Regions from separate parts of the Homo sapiens genome. Here regions 1 and 2 are each linked to region 3. A link is a loop called in an ENCODE intact Hi-C map of the cell type or tissue named here. Cell type or tissue: PC-9. All regions are shown on one strand. Each heading gives the region's core, and the rest is flanking DNA. Links, peaks and the distances in the headings are about the cores only.

Region 1 (7,716 bases), core at 868-5,867, 57 kb before region 3:
GTGGGCAAAGGATATGAACAGACACTTTTCAAAAGAAGACATTTATGCAGCCAACAGACATATGAAAAAATGCTCATCATCACTAGTCATCAGAGAAATGCAAATCAAAACCACAATGAGATTCCATCTCACACTAGTTAGAATGGCGGTCATAAAAAATCAGTAAACAACTGGTGCTGGAGAGGATGTGGAGAAATAGGAATGCTTTTACACTGTCAGTGGGAGTGTAAACTAGTTCAATCATTGTGGAAGACAGTGTGGCGATTCCTCAAGGATCTAGAACTAGAAGTACCATTTGACCCAGTGATCCCATTACTTGGTATATGTCCAAAGGATTATAAATCATGCTACTATAAAGACACATGAACATGTATGTTTATTGAGGCACTACTCACAATAGCAAAGACTTGGAACCAACCCAAATGTCCATCAATGACACACTGGATTAAGAAAATGTGGCATGTATACACCATGGAATACTATGCAACCATAAAAAAGGATGAGTTCATGTCCTTTGTAGGGACATGGACGAAGCTGGAAACCATCATTCTGAGGAAATTATCACAAGGACAGAAAACCAAACACCACATGTTCTCACTCATCGGTGGGAATTGAACAATGCGAACACTTGGACACAGCATGGGGAACATCACACACCGGGGCTTGTCATAGGGTGGGGGTATAGGGGAGGGATAGCATTAGAAGAAAGACTTAATGTAAATGATGAGTTAATGGGTACAGCAAACCAATATGGCACATGTATACATATGTAACAAACCTCCTGCACGTTGTGTACATGTACTCTAGAACTTAATGTATAATTAAAAAAACAAAAAAACCAGCTCTTGCTTCTGAAAGATGCCACAGTCTATTGAGAAAAACAAATAAGAAAATAAGCAAGTGTGATAATGCCATAGTAAAATGCTAGGAGAACATGGATTTGGAGCCCACTGCTTCTAACAGGATCTGATGATTCTGAAATGATTTTAAATGTGTTTAGCTTTCATAGGTAACAGCTTTCCAAAGTATTTGAGCCAATATATTTTCTTACCTGCAATGTATGAGAGTTCTAACTATTCCACATCCTGGCCAACACTTGCTATTGTATGTCTTTGTAATTTTAGCCGTTCTGATAGATATGTCATGGTATCTCATTGTGGTTTTAATTTGCATTTCCCTGATGAGTAGATGTTGGTGAAGGCAATAGGTGGGAAAGGGTAGATGGAGGAAGAGGCATTATAGACAGAGAGACCAACATGTACAAGTAGACACAGAAACTAGAGAAAATATGTATCGTAGGTGCACAGGATAGCAAGAGACAAGGCAAGAGAGAACACAAGGAGGAGTATCAAAAGCCTTGCCCAACACACTGAGAAGGTTGAGCATCTCATAAAATCACTGGAAAGCTAGCCATAAAAATATTTTATAAGTAAGACATAAATGTAACCAGATCTATAGTTAAATGATCCCTCTAACAACAGTGTGGAAGACAAATTGGAGGAAGGAATACTGGAGGAAACGGCAAGGGAAGGAGGTAAGTAGGGCTTGAATAGAGGCAATGCCACCAAGGACATGCCAAGAGAGTGGTTTTTAAGGACATTTAGACAATAAAATCTACAGGTTTGGCTCAACACAGGAAATGAGGAGGATGAGGAGCACAAGATGGCACCCAGCATTCGGGCCTGGCAGACATGCTATACTTGAAATAGGGGTAGAATATCTAGAAACCAAGCAGTGTGTCCTGGAGGTCTGGTATTTGTTTACCTTACAAAACAGTTAAAAGGATTTTGTTTTCAAAGCTTAATTCATAGGACCACCAGAATTATATTTCCAAAGGGGCCCTGGGAGTTGAGAGAGGAGATAAACATAGTGTCTTGGTCTTTGAGAGCAGAAAAAAGGGTTCCTGGGGCAAATTCTGCACTGATGAAGAGGGCTGCCTTCACTATCTCTCCCAGAGAAGTGCTCCAAAGCTGGCAGAAGACCCTCAGTCAAAGGCAACACTGTACAGCAGAAGCAAAAGTACAAGATACCAACTTCTGTAGACTACATACAGGTCGTCAGCATGTGTGGGGTGGGTAAAGCCATGAAAACGAGTGAGCTTATGCTAGGATTGCTTAGACTGTGAGGAGAAAAGGGCCAAGATGATGGGAAGCATCAGTGTTTAACAGGTGGAAAGCCTGAAAAAGAATGTCCAGAAAGGCAAGAAGAGAGCCAGCAAAGAGCAATGTAATGGAAACCAAGGAGGAGAATTTTATGAAGGAAGTGATCAATATAGTCAAGTGCTGGAAAGAGAAGTTAAATAACATGAGGATTTTAAATAGTTAGAAAATCTTTAATGACTTTGCAGAAGCCACTTCACTAGGTTAATGGGATGTAAGCCTCATTATGGAGAGCTTTAGAGTAAATGAGCAATGATAAAGTGCAGAGAATGGTTTATATTATTTTGGGGGGTTAATAATGAAGTTGGAAAAATATAGGGTGATCTCTAAGAAGAATTACAAATTTAGGGGAAAGAACTTTCCTTTAATGTGGTAGAACCTGTAGCATGGTAAAAGGCTATGGAGAAGAAGCCAATGATAATAGGTTGAAAAAAATGGAAGAGAAAAGAAGCTAAGAAGTAACTGAAGCATTAGAAGGGAAATCTCCAGAGAAATCTAAGGATTGTCAACTATGCCAACTGTTTAAACAACTTCAAGAAACATAAGGACAGAGAACAGTCTACTGTATTTGGCAATTAGGGCATCAGTAAGAGTTGTTTTGAGAAGTTCACTTGAGTGTTGGGGACAGAAGCAGAGTACAAGGAGCTGAGAATCTAAGGGGATATGGGAAACTGAAGACAGAAAATTGAACACTACATTTTCAAAGCACTTGGCTGTGATTGGAAGAAGAAAAGTAAATTATTTAATCCTACCTATCATTTCTGCTAGGCCCATGGTCTCCTCTGAGTGGCCAGTATCCAGTGATCTTGCCCTGCTTATTGGACAGGAGTGGACACTAAGCCAAGGGAAGTTTACCTTATGGGCATAGCTGTCAATCAAAGGGGAGCACCCAAAGTAATGCACAATTTGCTTTTTCTTAGTGGATCCTCTTTCTGGGAGAAATTAAAAGTGTACTCACAGTTCAACGACAAATACACAGTGACACTACTGGAAGAGACTCATTTGTTTTTGGAGTTATGAAGCACTCTCCTTTTTCTTGGATTAATTTATCTCCATGGTAATTAACCAACAAAATTATGTTCAGAGATATAGTTTCTGTTAGATTGCCTTTCAGAGATTAGATCTTTCCTTTTCTACACTTCCCTTTATTTTGAGCCATGAATAGCAAAGCAAAGGACCATTAAGTATCCTATTAGCCAAATGCTTTAGTTTACACCATGATGATCTCAGAATACCTAAGTAATCAGTCAATACATTTTTTTAAAAGCCAAATAAGTTAATAATCTTAATGAAGTCTGACTTCATTAAGTCATTTTTGTAGTTCATTTTTGTAGTTTTTAGTGTAATTTAGAGACATAGCTCAAATCAACTTCCTCATTCTATAAGTAGAGGTACACATAATTATGCCCTTAAAGCTAATCAGGATTTTCAAAAGTCAAGCATACCATGGGCTGTGGCTTTTATTAGTCACAGCCTCCGGAAATGTTGATTCAGCTGAGTAGGAGGCAATGGGAGCATTCATTGTGACTTAGTTAATAGTCATGTGTGGGGGAAGGGTGCAGAACTGGGTAGAAGATGAAAGAAGATAAGCACATGTTTAAAAGAATTGCATTAAACAACTTTTTACTATGGTTAGAAAAGTAGCATTTGTTTTTTTCATGCTGTAATATGTTCAGCTTCATAATGAGTTGTGACATTTACAGCATTCTTTTAAAGATATCTGGGCAGAGCAAAGCCAGGGAGGAAATTACTGAGCATGACTACTGGCAACTGGTGATAAATACTTTCGCATTATTTAAAAATATTTAATGGCCACTGTCTTTATTGTGCAAGGTATACTACCATTTCATTATCATTTTTCAGATACGTGACTCAAGTTACCAAGTTGCCATGACTGCCTACTGGAGATGAAGGAAACAAAATCATCATTACTGAAAAATTCTTGAAGAAAAAAATGTTCATCAATTTGGAGATACCTGTCTTCCAGAATACTTGAGATTATTCTTTAAAAACAATTTTTACCACATATAAACAGAAGCCAAGGCTAACTCAAGATAAAAATTTAGGTCTTAAGGATCTTTCATGCCTGTAATCCCAGCACTTTGGGAGGCCAAGATGGGCATATTACTTGAGCTCAGGAGTTCAAGACCAGCCTGAGCAGCATGGCAAAATCCTGTCTCTACAACAAATATAAATATTAGCCAGGCATGGTGGCGAGTGCCTGTAATCCCAGCTACTCAGGAGGCTGAGGCAGGAGAATCACTTGAATCTGGGAGGCTGCGGTTGCAGCGAGCCGAGATTGCACCTCTGCACTACAGCCTGGGTGACAGAGTGAGACTGCATCTCAAAAAAGAAAAAAGATATACTTTGGGTGTGGATAGATGTAATATTTCTGAGAGAAAAGATCTTTTTTGCTCACTTTAAAAATTGTTCCTCCACCGCATCTCACCACTCCACAGCCTAAAATCACCTGATATTGATCCCTGTTCTATCCAGAGTATTAGTGATGTGTAGTATCTATTCAAAAAGTGCTCCAATACTGTCTTTGAGGTTTCCTCCCAGGCTACCGGCACCCATTCTGTAGCTTTTGCTGCTCTCAAATCTTGAGTTTACCAGAAATTGTCAATAAAAGTTTATTATACAAGAATCAGGACCATATTCCTTCCTCAAATGGCCCTTTAATGATTGTTGAATAAAATATCAAGGAGTTGCTGTGGTCTACTCATATCGTCCTAAAAACCAAGTTTGTACAAGTAGATAACAATCACTATGTTAGAACAACTTCTTGGCTGAAAGCAAGTACAAGACACCATTGATTATAAGACGCATCCCAATTTTAGACATGTTAACATGTGAAAACAAAAAACAGGCTTATCTTCAAGACATATTTTTAAACCTAGAAGAAGAGAAGGAAAAGGATGAGGAAAAGGAGAAGAACAAGAGAAAACTGTTCAAATAATCTAGATAAGAACTAAGGTACTAGTAGCAGAGAGAGAGAGAGAGAAGGGTTTGGACACAAGGCATATTTAGTAACTAGAATCACCAGGTCTTGGAACTGACGGGAAGTTGAGAAAGATGGCAACAAAGTATAGGAAAGCTATACAATTTCTAGGTCATATATCTGGATGGGAAGCAAATAAAAGATTAAGGGAAAATACTAGTTTAGTTTTGGATACACTATTTGACAACCAGATACAGATGTCCAGTAGGCAGTTGGATATATAAATCTGGAGCTTAGTAGAGTTGCCTAGTCTGCAGATATACAATTAGAAGACATTTATATGTGGTACTGGGTAATATTGCCCATCAATGGCCTATTGAATTTTTTTTAAGAAAAACATAAAAACCTCCAAACTAACCAGTACTGTATTGTCAGTATTCAGTTACAAGGAACAGAATCCACTGTAGCTGGTTTAAGAGGAAAGGGGTTTGTTACAGAATATTAAATGGCTTACTTTAAAAAGCTAATAAAAAAAGACTCCATTCTAAGGTTCTAGAAACAATTCCCAAAGCCACACTACAGAACTGGGTAGCTGAAGGAGCTGCTGCCTTAAAAATGATCAGGGATCTGTAAAATTAGCAAACTGCCATGTGAGAAATTACTAACACTACTTGCTTCCAAACCACATCACGTTCACTAAAATCTCCACCAGCAAAAATATGACCCTGTGCCTTGACTCTCTCCTCCTAGATTAACTGCAAATCTAAGTCTCATACAATGTATCTGTCTGATTGTCAGAAGGTAAATTATACCCAGAACTCTAGGACATTTGAAGAATGGCTTGCTTTGTTTTGCTTTGGCTTTGTGTGTTGAGCTTTCTGCCTTCCACATATTATAAGGAAGCTGAACTGAAACGTGTGGTGAGTGAGCCAGACCCTATCACCTACCATGAAGACCAAAAGCAGAACAATGGGGAACATGAACACTGAAAGTGTGAGAAGTTTGGCCATACCAAAGAAGGTATGGCCAGAGAGGTGAGCACCACAGTGAGTGTACAGCATGGAAGCCAGTGGAAAGGAAGCAGAAGAACAAAGCAGCACCAGAAGAAGCAAGGAGTGAAGAAAGGTCAATGTCAGAAGCTGCTAAGAAGTGAGCGTTTAAACAGCTGGATAATTTCTAAAGCAGGGGCCCATCCATGGCCTGTTAGGAAATGAGCCGCATAGCAGGAGGTGAGTGGCTGGCGATCGAGCAAAGTTTGATCTGTATTTACAGCAGCTCCCCATTGCTTGTATTACTGCCTAAGCTCACTTCCTTCAGATTTTAGGGGGCATTAGATGCTCATAGGAGCAAGGGCCCTAGTGTGAACTGTGCATTTGAGGGATCTGGGTTGTGTTCACCTTATGAGACTCTAACAAATGCCTGATGATCTGAGGTGGAACAGTTTCGTCCTAAAACTATTCCCCCCCAACCTCCCACCCCTTCCCATGGAAGAATTGTCTTCTGGGAAACCAGTCCCTGATGTCAAAAATGTTGGAGACTAAAGAGTATCTGATAGAGTTAGCAAAAACAAGGTCCTTTGGTGGCCTTGGCAAGAGCAATTTCAGTGAAGTGGTTATGAAGGATGCTTGCTTGAAATGGGTTAAAAAGTGACTGGGAAGGATAAACTGATTTCAAGTTTATCTTCCTCTTAAGTGTGAAGTAATCTGTTAGGGCCTGAGTTTTCCTCGTCTGTTAAAATGGATTTATGCGCACCTTGTATGTTTGTTTTATGTGCAACCTGATATGGCCAGGCATTCACCACTATGACGGAAATCAAAAGAATTAACCTCACTTTTGTACCTAGGATCTCCCCAAACACCTCCTGGTTGTTGGAATTTGGGAGAACCTAGTCATTCACTACCTCATTTCTTCCAGCTTCTTCCAAATTGAGAACAGACTCATGTGACCAATGGATATCAAAGTATCAGTTTTATTCATGGTAAAGCTGGAATGAAGAAAATAGTTTGGGCTTGAGGTCAAAATGCCTTTCCCTTGTATTGAATGTGCATTCCCAGCCAGGCAGAGGAGCTAGAGGGGACACTCTGCCCAGTCTATTTACCACACTGGAGATAAGATATGAGAAAGGTCCCAGTCGTTATCCATTTTTGAGGCAAGTAGCAGGAGAGCAAGAACCAAGAGTTAAGGCCATACATATACAGTGACCCCATCTGGCAGGAAAACAAGAGGAGGCACCAAGAAAGGAATGAAGAGAAAAATGGATACGTCCTTTATGATAATTCCTCAAGACTGTTAAAGCATTTCCAGAAACCATAGAGAGGAAGAGAGAGGTACTCCCAACCTAAGGGATGATCATGTCTCTCATGGCCCACAAACAAGATGTCTTTTACATCAAAATCCATGCATGGTGGAAGGGGAACATGACTAGGTCTTCATTTGCCACAAAAGTTCACAGGAGGAAGAATGGGGAAGTAGCCGACCCAACAGCCTTCACCATACCAAACACTTCAGACTAATAAGTAGATTCAGTTCTTCAAATAGGATACAGTTATAGTAGATATAGAGATATGGAGGTACCCAGATTCTCCTCCAAGGAAGGACTTGCTGCCAAGCAGCCAT
Region 2 (7,716 bases), core at 930-5,929, 210 kb before region 3:
CTTGAACTGAGAAGCCATCTGCCCGCCTCAGCCCCCCAAAGTGCTGGGATTACAGGCGTGAACCACCATACCCGGCCTGTTTCCAAGTTCTTCTTACTTTGCTCTCTTTTAATTATCTTTGTGTCAAAACATAGATCAAAATTTTCTGTTACATAATATGGGACCCCTCACACAACTGTCAGTGCTGTATTAAGTGAAGACAAGAGGGATTCAACTTTTCACTATACAACTAAACTCTTTAAGAATTTGTCATCCAACAATTTTTCCTCTAGCCACTGTGAATTTCTTATGGTTCTTTCCTTAAGTTTGGTTACAATAATCAGACCTCCACTCAAATTGCTTAAGTAAAAAGGGAGAAATCTCAGGAGGTTACCTCTTACAGAAATATGACTTGACCACAAAAGAACCGGAACTAGAATTTGGAGGTGGTTCCTAAACCTGTTCTTTGCATTTCTGAGTGGTTGGATAGTCTGTCTCTCCTACTGATTATCAGGGATGACTGGTTACCTCATCTTCACAAATGGAGATGACTGTTTCCAACTCCTCTCACTTTGGTCACTTTTAGTGTGTGTGGCCCAACTTGCCACCAGCTCCACATCTATAGGATCTAGATAACCCCATGGCTCCATATTACAAAAATAATTTAAGATTAGCATCAAGATGTTTGCATAAGATGTTTGTGAGAGATAAAATGAGACTAAAATAAACACTGCAATGGTACTTATTAGGATTGAGGTGTAAATATGACTCTGAATTTCATAGGTTTTTTTGTCTTAGATAAGAAAGCCATGCGACAAGAGAGGCAGAGTCAGAGAAGATGCTATGCTGATGGCTTTGAAAACTGAAAGGGTCACAAGTCAAATAAGATGGGCAGACTCTCTGTCTCTGGAGTCTTCCTCAAGAAAACTTCTAGAGTTTTCCTAGCTTCTAAGCCAGGAAATGTGAGGAAACAGACCCTCTTCTGGAGCCCCCAGAAGGAACCAGCCCTGTGAATGCCTTGGTTTTAGCCCAGTAAGCTTCATTTCAAACTTCTGACCTCTAGAACTATAAAAGAATAAATTTGTGTTGATTTTTAAAAAATCTACTATTCTTTATATATAGACATACACACACACACACACACACACACACACACATTGTATTCACAACCTAGCGATGCTATAACAATACCGTAAACTGTTTAAAATAGAAATTTTTTGTCTCACAGTTTCAGAGGCTGGAAGTCTGAAGTCATGCTGTTGGCCGACCCACATTCCCTCTGAAACCGACAGGGGAATCCTCTGCCTCTTCCTGGCCTCTGCTGGTTTCCAGCAATCCTTGGCGCTGCTTGGCTGGCAGATGCATGATTCCAACCTTTCATCTTCACACAGCATTCTCTCCGAGCATCTTCACATCATCTTCCCTGTGTGTCTGATTCTGTGTCCAAATTTCTTTTTTCACAAGGCTACCAGTCATACCAGATTAGGGCCTGCCCTAATGACCTCATTGTAACTTTCTTATCTCTGTGAAGACCCTATTTCCAAATCCAGTCCCCTTCTGAGGGACTAGGGGCTGGGACTTCAACATATCTTTTCTGAGGGGACATAATTCAACCCATAAAACATACATCTACAGATAATTTTATGTAGAGGCCTAAATATGGCCATATGCATACATTTTCATTTATTTTTAGTGACTTTTTAAACTTCTTTTAACTGAGCTCTGTCCTTCCCTTCTTCTCCCTCTTTCAACGTCAGCAGCCTTCCCTCCTCCCCGACCATGGCAACCAATCTCAACAACCTAATATGCATCCTCTGTCCAGCTCTCTGTACTTAGATAATCCCATACAGATGTACACACACAGAGTTTATCATTTTTTCCCTCAATAGGATATATGTGCTCTTTTTTCCTTCAGTAGTATCTTATGGGAATCCCTCCAAATCATTTGGTTTAACTGTAATTCATATTTTTATTCATTAAAAATATTACTTTGTTTGAGAAATATTATAAATTATTAAGCCACTGCTTGGTTGATGAGCATTCTCTTTTTTCCTGTTTTTACTCTCTGAACAATGCTGCAGCAAACCTCTGTGTTCGTATGTCCTTAACACTACCCTTTTATTTCTACTGGGCTACACTCCAAAGAGTGCAATTGCTGGAACGAGGGGTACGTGTCCTTTTAATTTTAATAGATATTGTCAAATGTATTTCCCAAAAGATTTTAGCACATCACAGTTCACCAGCAGAGTATCAGAGTACATTCCTGTCAGGACTCTGAGCCCAAGCTAAGCCGTCATATCCCCGGTGACCTGCACATATACATCCAGATGGCCTGAAGCAACTGAAGATCCACAAAAGATAACATTCCACCATTGTGATCTGTTCCTGCCCCACCCTAACTGATCAATTGACTTTGTGACAATACACCCTCCCCGCCCTTGCGATAACGTACTTTGTGATATTCCGCCGCCCTCGAGAATGTACTTTGTAATATTCTCCCCCACCCTTAAGAAGGTACTTTGTAATATTCTTCCCATCCTTGAGAATGTACTTTGTAAGATCCACCCCCTGCCCACAAAAATTGCTCCTAACTCCACCGCCTATCCCAAACCTATAAGAACTAATGATAATCCCACCACCCTTTGCTGACTCCTTTTTCAGACTCAGCCCGCCTGCACCCAGGTGAAAAAAACAGCCTTGTTGCTCACACAAAGCCTGTTTGATGGACTCTCTTCACACGGACGCATGTCACAATTCCTATCTCCAACACTAGCATATGATATTATAGCTCTTTTCTCCAGTCTAAGTGTAAAATGGTGTTCTATTGTTAACTTCCATTTGCTTTTTTCTGACCACTAGTGAATATGAGCATGTGGGCTAGCCGTTTCAATGTCTGTGAAGTGTTTATCCTTTGTGCATCTTTATCTCATCATTTTGCCCTTTTCTCATCAAATTTAAGAGCTTTTATCATAGGCATAAACTGTCACTTGCATTACAAATGTACTTTTCTTATTTTGTATTAACCTGTTGACTTTATAATTTTAAAAGTCTTTCCTTTCCTTCTTTTATAGCTTCTAGTCACAGTTTAAAAGGTCTCTCCCACCCCTAGAATATACACATAGCCTGCCAGATTTTTAAACAATACCTTGTTATATTTTTTACATTTAAAATTTTAATCTGAAATGGATTTTTCCATGCGGCATAAGGAGTCCATATTTATTTTCTTCCAAATGGAGAGCCAGTTGGGCCAGTGCCATCTATCATACATCTTTTCCCCATTGTTTTATATTAAAGTCTCATTTATACTGGGATTTGTATCTGGCTATTTCTAGCAGCCACTGTAAAGAGGAAACACAAATGCCTGGAAGGGTAACCAACATTTTAGCCATTGTAATTTTGAGGTGTTGAGAATTTAGGTAATTATTCTTCATTGCTTTGCTGTATGGTTTTTTTCCATAATAAACATGCATTATTGGTGTTACAAAAATAAATGGATGGTGGGGGGCAGGGGGAGGACCAGTAAACACAATTAGTTTCATCATTCATAGTGTCTGTCCCGGGACAAATACAAGCCAGCAACTACCAGCAGCAGCATTGCTATTCCTGGAATGGAGACCTGAGAAGATTTTACCCTCAGGGAGAAATGTAATAGGGTTGTTCCCAGAGACACTGGAAAATCTCTTTAAATGCCAGCTTGCCGGAGGTGGGGACTGATTAAGTTTTGGGAAGTCATTTCATTCAGTAAGCTCATTGTGAAATAAGCATGAGGTGGTGATTTAATGTGTGATTGGCAGGCATTGCATATTCAAGCACAAGGAGTTTAATTGATTGGAAGAGCAGGTTGCCCTGAGCTGATGCAATAAATACTAAGGTTGAGTGTGCTGTTTGAAACTAGTGAAGTGATGCAATCATCTCCCATGTTCAGCAGCAGCCTAATTGCTGGCAAGAATTTAAATGCTTAAAACGGTACTTGGATGATTACAGAGCACATTCAAATTATGTAAAAGTGACCAGATCCCATAGCTCCAGGGCACAGCATCTGTCCTTAAGTGATAAGGGTCAGTTAAAGCTCTAAAACTGTAAACAGTGCATTGGCCCCATTGAAGCCCCTGGAGGAAATTTGCAGAGTCACAGCCATCTGCTGCCTAAAATAACAAGTAGCAGGGTCCCTTCCCAGCGCAAAATGGCCACCTAGCAGCACAGCCCAAGGTGACCTGCACAGGCTCCCAGCCTTTTCCACCTTGCACATTACCTTAGGGAAGGTCAAAGTATGAGTATTAGCCAAAACCTTCTACAGTCCCCTTGAAGGCCTGGGATTTGCAGGAACTAGTGTCTGCTGCAAATAAAAGTACATACTGGGATTCCAGTTCATGCCGGAGGAACCCTAAAACAGTAGTGAATGGTTTCCCCAAGCCTGCTTATGTTAGATATGAGTTCTAAATTTCAAAGAATATGTCAGTATGTTCAATTATTTGTCTTCTACTTTTAAACTTCCTCATAAAGCAACCTTTTCCGATTACATTCTCCACCCTGACTCATTCTGATTACCTGCTCTGTCATAACCATTTTTCCCGCCAAACCACTCACCCCCGCCACTCTCTTTAAGTTAGCCAATCGGAATTAGTTTAGCCTGTGCTGTCTAACCCTAGCCAATAGAGGAACGACACAGCAGAGGGGCCACGTGCCCATCAGGGACAAGAACCCCTTCCTTTCCCTTGTCCAAGTGTGCGCTCATCATTGCTCCATCTGTAAGGGCACACTCTTCTGTAGAAGTAACTTGCCTTGCTGAGAATTAAAAATAAAATTTTATATTCGCGTGCTATTTCTTTTGCGGCACCAAAACTTTATAACAATTAGAGTAAGTACAACATCACATTTCTTGGCACAGCTTTCTACTCCCCCCACCCCCCACCCAAGTGTGCAAATAGCAGAATGCCAAAGCTGGGCTCAGTAAGTCAGTGGGGAGCCAGAACTGAGTGGCCCATGTAGGCTGCTCGCTGAGGGTCTACAAACCCAAAGATAAATTTTAAAGTATCAGGATTACATCTCTTTCAGGTAATTCTCCTTAAAACAGAATTCTTCATAACTGAGTCTATAAACACTGTTGGCCCTCAGTGAGTTTGAGATGATATTCTATGATGCTGATGAAATACAAAACTATATTTCCACAGTCGGTTGATGCCCTCCTTATGACAGCCAGAGAGCCTCATGATGTCTCAGTGGAAGGCTACTCCACCTTCATCTACAGGTGGTCTGAGGGAGGAGGATCAGGGTCAGGGCCAAGAAATTTTGGGTGGGGAAGGGCAAGCAGGGACCCAGCAGTTTTTATCTTCTCCATTTCAACAGATCTTGAGGCTCTAGAGTTTTACTTGATCAGAGTCATAATCCCAGTCTTGAGCATTTTAAAGCAGGTGTTCCCACGTATCCACCTTGACCAATAAATAAAAATCTCCTATATGTCTTTTAACATAGAGAAATACATTAGAATTTCCTGGCCTGGAATACCTTCCAAGACAAACTGGTCAGGAGATAAAATGCCTAAATATTGGGGGCGTCTTCCAAAAATTCTAATTTTGGTTTTGGAATTATGTATATTGAACCCATTATTTAGCTAAGAAATGAATGACAGGATGAAAAGGGTGTTTCCCCTTCCAGGTGGCCAACAATTTTTGATTCCAAATATTTAATTAGGCTGGCTGAGTTTTTTCACTTGTGATTGGTTTTTTGCTTCTGTTTCCCCTTTCCTGGTTTTTGGCTGCAGAACAGTCCTTACAAGACTCAGCACTTGAAACTTGAGTCCCAGATGTGCCAGACTAAAATGCAGAAAAAAAACCCGATCTTTAAATTATTAGCAACACCCTTGATAGCAGATGAGAAATTTCCTCTTCAAAGACACAGGAAGTGGACTTGTATACAGTTCAAATGCAGCAGCAGGGCATTGAGAGAGTTTGAAAACCTCCAGGTCCTGAATGAACACAGCCTGTCCTCCAGGGTCAGGAACTCAGTGTCTTCCAAGGCCGACCTTCCAACTTGGTTGAACTCTATTTCCTGATGTGCTGAGATAACGCAATAAAGTTGCAAGTAGCCCTCCTCCCCCCGCCCCACACTCCCCCCCACACACACTCTTGCCTGTCCTCTCCCCAGTCCTACCTGTCAGGACAGTTCTCAGGTTTCCTATAAGAGAAACAGGTGGGAAGGCGGAGGAGAGGGATGCTTTGGTTGGGGAGAATGGTGCTGAGGGCAGCCCTGGCATGGGAATGACAGAGGGTAGGAAGTTGCTGAAGACTTCTGCATAGCCCTCGTGTGGAACAAGAAAACCAAGGGCTTTATTTATTCTGACCTGTCTTGGTGGCATAGACAGCGTCTGAGTGGACATCTGCTCTGTTCACCTGTCCATCCCTCATTCCCCCTTCTTCAGCTAAGCAGCTGGAGTTTTTATTTTGGGGAACCACCTCATTCTCAGACTATGAGCTTTAGGCAGGGGGCTCCTTCCCCTACACCCCCCTGCCCATGTTCAGGGTGACATGGAACTCAGGCTGAGCCAATCAGCATCATTCTCCTGGGTCACAGAGTTTTATTGGAAGGCGATCCCTGGAGGGTGCTACCTTAGTGAATGGGTGACCTGTAGGAGTGTGAATTGGAGCCACCGAGCTTGCATCCCCAATGCCTGTCCTCTAAGAGCCCACCATGGGGAAAGACAGCAGTGGATGCAGAGGCCAGGAATGGAGATGGACTTCTACAACCATGATGTGAACCCAGGAGTGACTGAAGTCACTCTAGCCCTGGCTTCTGAGGTTGTGTTATAAATTCTCCCTTTATTTTTTCTAATCTGTCCTAAGGTTCCGTTCCTTGTAACCAAACATTTCCTGATTCATCTAGTGGTCTTTTGACCACATTGCTTTGGGAGCTGAGCTGTTTGAGTGTGAAACATACCTGCATGAAGCTTCCTCTCATTGGAACTGACAGTAAGTCTCTTCCCTTAGACAGGTGACTTCTGTCAGCTTCCCTAACTTCCTCCTCTTCAGGTTAACACTCCCAGTTCCTTGTAATACTTTTCACAGGAGTTTCTCGGATGCTGAGTTCCTTTATTTTTTTTTCTTTTTTCTTTTCTTTTCTTCTCTTTTTTTTTTTTGTTTAGACAGAGTCTCACTCTGTCACCCAGGCTGGAGTGCAGTGCTGCGATTTTGGCTCACTGCAACCTCTGCCGCCCGGGTTCAAGCGATTCTCCTGCCTCAGCCACCCGAGTAGCTGGGATTACAGGCGCCTGCCACCGTGCCCAGCTAATTTTTGTATTTTTAGTAGAGACAGGGTTACGCCATCTTGGCCAGACTGGTCTTGAACTCCTGACCTGGTGATCCACCCACCTCAGCCTCCCAAAGTGCTGGGATTACAGGTGTGAGTCACCATGCCCAGCCCTTCACTTTTCTTAAGTATCTTTCACCCAGACCTACTCTGTCTCAGGCACTATTCTAAGCATTTGGACTCATGCAACCCTCACTTTCTGACCATTTCACAGATGGAAAAATTGTGCATGAAGGGGTTAGGTATGCAAACTGCTCAAGGTCACTACCTGATAAGGTAAGTGGCAGATGGATTCAAACCCATCTTGCTGCCTCCAGAGTTCATGTTCTTACCAGGACCCCACACTGTCTCTTCAGGGCACACTCCTCTAAACATAATTAAGTTTGTCTTTAGCTCTTTCAGAGAGTATTTCCTAAATCTAAATGCAGCATTCAG
Region 3 (7,716 bases), core at 1,813-6,812:
ATTGCTTTTAAAATTTATCAGCGAGGAAGCTAAGCCTGAGGGGCTAAGTAATTTCTGCAATTTATAGTTAGTAAGTGGCCAAGACTTAAATCCAGGTGTGCCTAAATTCAGGGCTTATGGTTTTAGCAACTTTACTAGTCTCATCAATGCAGGAATGGAGGTTACTTGGCATTAACTTATTTTGAGTTTTAATTGAAAACACCCAGATAAAAGTGTTAATATTGCACAGTAGCCACTTAATAATGCTATCTTCTTTCTTACTACAACATTGAAAATTTAGGAGAAACTTGATAGTTGAATTCAAATAATTTAAGAATTGATAAAATCTATGTAACTCAAAACAAAAAAAACTAAGATTACAGTTAAAAATTACACTGTGATATATATATATCATATATATATGATGGAATATAGGCAATGACTTATTTATGTTAAAAGATGGAAGAAACATAGATCAGTGTAGTTAAAGCCCAGTGTAGTTCAACCATATATATATGATATATATATGATGGAATATATATATATATATATCATATATACATAATGGAATTATATACATGATATATATCACATATATATGATGGAATATATATATATATATATATATATATATATATATATATATATATATATATCTCGCAGTTTCTTTATCCACTAATTGATTGATTGGCATTTGGGTTGGTTCCATGATACATATATCATATATACATGACGGAATATATATATCATATAATATATATAATATATATATCATATGATATATATATACATATATTATATATATCATATGATATATATAATACATATATTATATATATATCATATGATATATATAATACATATATTATATATATATCATATAATATATATAATACATATATTATATATATATCATATAATATATATAATACATATATTATATATATCATATAATATATATAATACATATATTATATATATATCATATAATATATATAATATATATATTATATATATATGATGGAACACTACTCAGCCATAAAAAGGAATGAATTAATGACATTCACAGCGACCTGGATGAGATTGGAAACTATTATTCTAAGTGAATTAACTCACGAATGGAAAACCAAACATGGTATGTTCTCACTTATATGCGGGAGCTAAGCTATGAGGACACAAAGACATAAGAATGATACAATGGACTTTTGGGACTTGGAGGGAAGGGTGGGAGCCTGGTGAGGGATAAAAGACTACAAATAGGGTGCAGTATATAGTGCTCAGGTGATGGGCACACCAAAATCTCACAAATCACCACTGAAGAACTTAACTCATGTAACCAAATACCACCTGTACCCCAATAACCTATAGAAAAATAAAATAAAAATGAATGACAAAAAAATTACACTGAGATAAATTTTTGTTCAATAACATGAACATTTTTCTATATTGTGGCTTTCCAACCACGGAATAAACTACCTTGCACAGGAATAAGTTCTGTATCAGCATTTCTATGAGTGGGTAGTTGAACTGAGAGGAGAAATCTCTAGGTGATTTCTCAGTCTTCTAAATCTAAGGTTCAATAAAGAAAACAGTTTAAAGGTTAAGTGGTGCAAAAAGGAATTCCTGAGAATCACTGACTCATAACTGCAAGGAAACTTGTAGTCATCAGCAACATAAGTTAAACAAGTTGTGGTCTAAAGCCTAAGTCTCCTATTTTAATTCTTTTAGGAAGGTAAGAAACCCTCGGAACACTCCACTTATTCTATTTTATTTATCCTCAGAGTGTTTATTGAAGGTACAGCAGTCATCAACATCCCCGTTTTGTTGACTGGAAAATGAAGCAATTCCACAGCCAATGAATGGCAGGGCAAGATGGGAGGTCAGTTCCTGTAGACATCTGGTAATCTTTCCATGACATTACTGTTTTCATCTCAATAGATGATCCCAAGGCTTTTTTTAAAATTAAATATATTTTTAAAGTAATTTTAATTCTCTCATTCATATATATATACACATATATGTAATTTACCACTTGTGAAACACTTAATCACATGATTTTGATCTACATCCATATGGTTCTATGCAAATTCCTTACCAGCTAGTAATTAAGAACCCTGGTTAAATGTAACACTTGTAAAAGCAGTCCTGGAATTTTGGTGCTGGCCTGGCATGGTATAATAAAGGTGCTCATTCCTGGAATGCAGGGTCAAATTCCAGCCTGGCTCTGCCACTGACAAGTCATGGGACCTTGGGCAAGTCAAGCAACCACTGTGCACCTCAATTTCTTGGTTTCTAACATTTGTGAAGGGCTTGAACTACACTGATCTATGTTTCTTCCATCTTTTAACATAAGTAAGTCATTGCCTATTGAGAACTCATGCCTATCAGTTTACTTGTGATGGTCATTTCGTCTTTCACAGCTCAAGGCATGATTTAGTTTATAATTCTATTGATTTTTAATGTTTTTCAGCCAGGTCATATCAGAAGGAACTTTGCATGCATATTTAGCCTGATTTTAGCAATATTTTTAATCTAATAAACTTAACCAAGCAGTCTTGTTGTTGTTGTTGTCGTCAAAATTTGGGGTAAAATTTCAAAAACAGGAATATAACTTTTTAACTTTTCAACTGTACTCATGCATTTTGGTTTAGCAGTATGCTTTTTTCCCCCATGAATTCAGCAATCTTAAAATATGCTATCGCACAAGATACTCATGGGGGATTTAACACCAAATTTTGTTTTGGAACCTATAGTCACTCACTGTTCCAATCTGAAAAATACATAGATGTATCTCAAGTGTATATATTGGTTACCAGCTGGTAGTTTCTCAAATATCTCCATTTCTTTCAGCTGCTTCACACTCACTACCAAGCAAAAAGGTAGGCTTCCTATGAGCAATGATATGAAATAATGTCATAGGTAAATCAAAATAATCTAGATGAAAATAAAATCAGAGTCACAATCCAATTAGTATTTAATATCTCTGTAATTGAGTGTATGCTAATAATCTTTGAACATTTAGTTTCTTAAAACAGAAAAACCAAATACAGGTACATTCATCTCATTCATTACATTTAATTTTCTACTAACAAGAATGTTCAAGTTTTACAGGGCGAGTATCCCTTATCTGAAATGCTTGGGATGAGAAGTGTTTCCAATTTTGATTTTTTCCCAGTTTTGGAATATTTGCATTATACTTACTGGTTGAGCATCCCTAATTCAAAAATCCAAAATCTGAAATGCTCCAATGAGCATTTCCTTTGAGTACCATGTTGGCACTCAAAAATTTCAAATTTTGGAGCATTTCAGGTTTCAGATTTTTTGATTAAGGATACTCAACTTGTACTATCAAACTGGGAGCTCAAACTAGGACATCATTCCAAAGAAACCTTCCAGAATGTCATGACGTCGTAATTAAATGTTTTTGTTACAGAAAGGGGTCTCAGTTCAGAACCCAAGAGAGGGTTCTTGGACCTCACGCAAGAAAGAATTCAAGGCAAGTCCATACAGTAAAGTGAAAGCAAGTTTATCAGGAAAGTAAAGGAATAAAGAATGGCTACTCCATAGGCAGAATAGCGGCATGGGCTGCTCGACTGATGATACTTTTTGTTACTTCCTGATTATATGCTAAACAAGGGGTTGATGATTCATGAGTCTCCAGGAAAGGGGTGGGCAATTCTCGGAACTGAGGGTTCCCGCCTCTGCCCCTGCCGACTTCTTAGACCATATAGGGTAACTTCCTGATGTTGCCATGGCATTTGTAAACTGTATGGCACTGGCGGGAGTGTCTTTAGCATGTTAGCGCATTATATAATTAGTGTATAATGAGCAGTGAGACGACTGGAGGTCACTTTCATCGCCATCTTGGTTTTGGTGGGTTTTGGACAGCTTCTTTACGCATGCTGTTTTATCAGCAAGGTCTTTGTGACCTGTATCTTGTGCCGACCTCCTATCTCATCCTGTGACTAGGAATGCCTTAACCTCCTGGAATGCAGCTCAGTAAGTCTCAGCCTTATTTTACCCACCCCCTATTCAAGATGGAATTGCTCTGGTTCAAAAGCCTCTGACAGGTAGAAATTCAGATGTTAGAATATTTTACCTCCTTAAAATAATTTAAAGGACCAATTACTGTATAGCTTATTTATTTGGATATTTTATATGATGTTTTCTAAACATATAGTATTTGTCAGTGTTTCCAGTGACAAGGTTTTTTGTGAAGGGATTTAGACCAGTGGGGAGCCCAAGGATATTTATTTTGCTGTCGTTCTTGAGTCACTATAAATATTTCAGTTAAGAGTAGTCATAGGAGAGCAAGCAATTGGAGCTATCTGGATTTGAAAGTACTTCAGCTTTCTTCAGCATCCATGCTATCAGTAGCTGCCTAACCTTGCCTTCTGATATTATGCAAGAATTGGACGCTTCTAGCTAACAAACCTTCACTCATGCTGGCTTTTCCCATCCTTTGATCCCTTACCTTGATGCTGCTTTATGATGCCAAAACACCTCAAAGCTTGAACTTGGATAGCATCAAAACATAAAGACAGTACTGAATCAGCTCATGAATCCTCAAAATCAAAAGTCCTTCTCCCCTGTCCGCATGTCCAGCATTTGTGACTTAGTGAATCATAGGGTGGGGAAGTGACTCACAGTCAGCCCAACAGCACTCTTTTTTTCATTAGTTGTTTCTGAAGAATTGTAAAGTTCTGAATTCAAAGCGTGCTTATAAGTTATCGAGATGGACTTTTTCTCCCCTGCAGCATGCCAGAAACTATACAATCCACCCCCTCTGAAGGAGTTTGTTCATTTAAAAAAAAAAAAAGGGTAAGCATGTTTTTAAAATTTAGTTGCAGCAGACAGTACAGAAAACAGTTATTATGGCCACAGCACATGTTGCCTGGGTCTGCTGCTTTTTCTTCTTTCCTATTTTCTCTCATCCCTTTGTTCCACTAAATCCTCCTGCTCCTACCCCCTTTTACCACCACCCCCTCCTCTTCCTCCCTCCTCCACCCTGGATCCCTAGAGAGGGTTGACCTGGGGGCTAGGTAATAATCCCAGAAAGGGCTTGGGATTCCAAATTGCCAGAGATCAAGAAGGCCATCCAGGGAAAACCTGGAAGGACACAGAGTGGTCAGTGTAAATGCATCCACGTGCTCCAAGTGGGCAAAGTAATTGGTTAAAATGTGTAAATGTAAATGCTAAAAATCGAATCTCTATAGAGTGGCCAATGCTATAAAAGGATTACCTTATTCTAAACAATTTTTTCATTCTGTATTTTTCCTGCCAATCTATATATTGTTCATTATTTCACCTTCTCCTTGTTGTTTTCCTGAGCTTTGGGCAAACCTCATCACTTAATGCATGCAATAAATGGGAGTAAGTTCAATTTTTCATCGAGGATAACCATGATAAAAAAAAGAAAGAAGAAATTCACTAATACTACAAACTGTGTTAACCTTGACATGAGAACTTTCAGAGGAGTAGTGGAGGCAAAAGCTTGATTGGAAGGGACTGAAGGGAATGGGAGGAGAAGAATTGAAGGCAGTAAGTATAGACAACCCCAGAAGAATCATTCAGTGAAGAGCAGCAGAGATAGTAGAGCTGGAGGGAGAGTTACAGGTGGATGTGGGGTCAAGAAAGTTTTTAATATAATTAATGTGAGAGAAATAAGAGCATCTTTATATGGTGATAGTAATGATGAGGCCAAGAGGGGAAAAACTGATGACATAGGGGAGGGAGTGTATTAGTCCATTCTCATACTGCTATGAAGAAATACCTGAGACTGGGTAATTTATAAAGAAAAAGAGGCTTAATGGACTCACAGTTCCACATGGCTGGGGAGGCCTCACAATTATGGCAGAAGACAAAGGAGGAACAAATGCACATCTTACATGGCGGCAGGCAAGAGAGCGTGTGCAGGGGAAGTGCCCTATATAAAACCGTCAGATCTTGTGAGACTTGTTCACTATCACAAGAACAGCACAGGAAAAACCTGTCTTCAAGATGCAATTACCTCCCACCAGATCCGTCCCACAACACATGGGGATTATGGTAGCTACAATTCAAGATGAGATTTGGGTGGGGACAGGGCCAAACCATATCAGGGAGTATGTTTGCCTTTGCCAAGCAGCATTAAGGGTTTATGTTCATGAATTTAAGATGGGAGTGGAAGGACTGCTGGAGATGGAGCATGTTAGGGGTTAAATTGTATGCCCCCCTCAAAAAAAAATTTAAGTGTTGAAGTCCTAACCTCTGGTACCTCAGAATGTTACCTTACTTATCCTGACTAGTTAAGATGAGGGGGTGTCCTAATCCAGTGTGACTGGTGTCCTTATAAAAATAGGAAATTTGGGTGCAGACAGGCACACAGGGAGAACACCATGTCAACACGAAGGCAGAAGTTGGAGTGATGAGTCTACAAGCCAAGGATTGCCAGCAATTCATCAGAGGCCAGGACAGCAGCCTGGGGCAGCCCCCTACATGGTACCAACTCCATCAACACCTTGATCTCAGACTTCCAACCTCCAGAACTGTGTGAGAATTCATTTCTATTCTTTAAGCCACCTAATTTGTGGCACTTTGCTTTGACAGTTCTAGCACACAGGGTGATTGAGGAAGCGTGCTAGGAAGAGAGGAAGCAGGGGTCCTAGAGTGGGCGGCATGCCTTGCAGCCGTGGAGGCCACACAGCTGTGGGAAATGACAGGGTCTGCAATCACGGTGATGAAAGGGGAAGGACCAGATTGTGAGAGGAAAGGTCAGTAGGGAACTGAGAGACCAGGATAATGGAGGGACAATCCATGTGTAAGTTGAACTTGCCCAGAGTTAAGACAGGAAGAGGAATGCAATGGTGAGGCAGGAACACTGAGGAACCAGGGGGAATGACTTCAGGATGACAGATGTCACAAAATGAGAAGTCAGGTGACATAACCTGATGACCTGAGATTCAATGCAGGACACTTTTAGGAAAGAGAAAGAGGTAATGATGCAGAAGTGGCAATGAGGAGTGTAAAAGAAACGCACCCCACCTCCAGGCCCCATGGCACAACTGGAGGGAGCAAACCACAGCCACCACGGGACAAGGAGAATAACGACAGAATCAGAAGGCAGTGTTCCCAGAGGACAGCCATGTTTTCATCAGAGTGAGATGGTGCTGGAAGAGTCAGAGCCAAGGTTGACACTATTGGGTTTTGCTAATAATGGACTGTGAGTTCCAGCAGGGCCCAAAAGGGGCTTCAGGATTGGGCAAGGGTAGATGTCCTCCTCTAGTCCATGACCAATGCTGATCCACACTGGACTAATTACTTCCCTGATTCCAAGCTAGTAGATGGGTAGCAGTAAATGTTCCATCTCCAGCTGTACTCACCTTGTTGACTTTATTTTCTAACTGTAGCTAATTCTGTCCCAGGACCTGGCTATTACACAGGCTGAAGCAGCAGTTAGCTCCTCTTTTCTTTGGGACCCACAGAAATCACAGCAGCTGTGTTGTTGTGGGGTTTCTTGGCGTTTGTTTTGGTTTGGTTTGTTTTTTTTGCCAGTAATTTTTTTCCCAGAAAGGCATTCTTTCTCTTCACTGCAGTGGAAGTGAGAGAGGGAGAGAGGGTGCAGAGAGGGAGAGGGCAAGTAATCAGATTCCAAGATGACCATCTCCCCAGAAGGCTTTCACTATTCCTCAACATATGGCATCATTTTAGCATCCTCAGCTCTGTTAGTTTGAGGGTAACCTCAGCAAACATGCCCCT

What was found. Hi-C counts contacts between places; a loop is a spot of excess contacts. Peaks named below come from ENCODE experiments on the same cell type or tissue, not always from the same donor. Only the 100,000 strongest peaks of a DNase experiment are listed, where the experiment ranks them.
Region 1: it touches region 3 in a loop (4-fold over the local background); 4 of 110 quality-filtered maps call a loop at or near these places.
Region 2: it touches region 3 in a loop (11-fold over the local background); 2 of 110 quality-filtered maps call a loop at or near these places.

The regions. Positions count from the first base shown.
Region 1 is chr7:106,714,745-106,722,460 of GRCh38, forward strand. No RefSeq gene overlaps it. Among named protein-coding and RNA genes, the nearest start is that of LINC02577, 56 kb to the right of the region's middle. RefSeq lists enhancers at 3,360-4,559, 6,079-6,338. In PC-9, for the core only: no CTCF peak of the experiment used is centred there; DNase peaks (open chromatin) are centred at 3,697 and 3,917; H3K4me3 peaks cover 1,128 bases; H3K27ac peaks cover 3,087 bases.
Region 2 is chr7:106,565,110-106,572,825 of GRCh38, forward strand. It overlaps CTB-30L5.1 (a long non-coding RNA gene), which reads right to left. Exons shown (of 4, transcript NR_187788.1): 4 at 4,802-6,035. Among named protein-coding and RNA genes, the nearest start is that of CTB-30L5.1, 30 kb to the right of the region's middle. RefSeq lists enhancers at 1,184-2,149, 2,150-3,115, 3,116-4,081. In PC-9, for the core only: no CTCF peak of the experiment used is centred there; a DNase peak (open chromatin) is centred at 3,752; H3K27ac peaks cover 2,802 bases.
Region 3 is chr7:106,771,223-106,778,938 of GRCh38, forward strand. It overlaps LINC02577 (long intergenic non-protein coding RNA 2577), which reads left to right and starts at 3,796. Exons shown (of 5, transcript NR_170304.1): 1 at 3,796-3,978. RefSeq lists enhancers at 3,461-3,755, 3,867-5,066. In PC-9, for the core only: no CTCF peak of the experiment used is centred there; a DNase peak (open chromatin) is centred at 4,589; H3K4me3 peaks cover 863 bases; H3K27ac peaks cover 2,452 bases.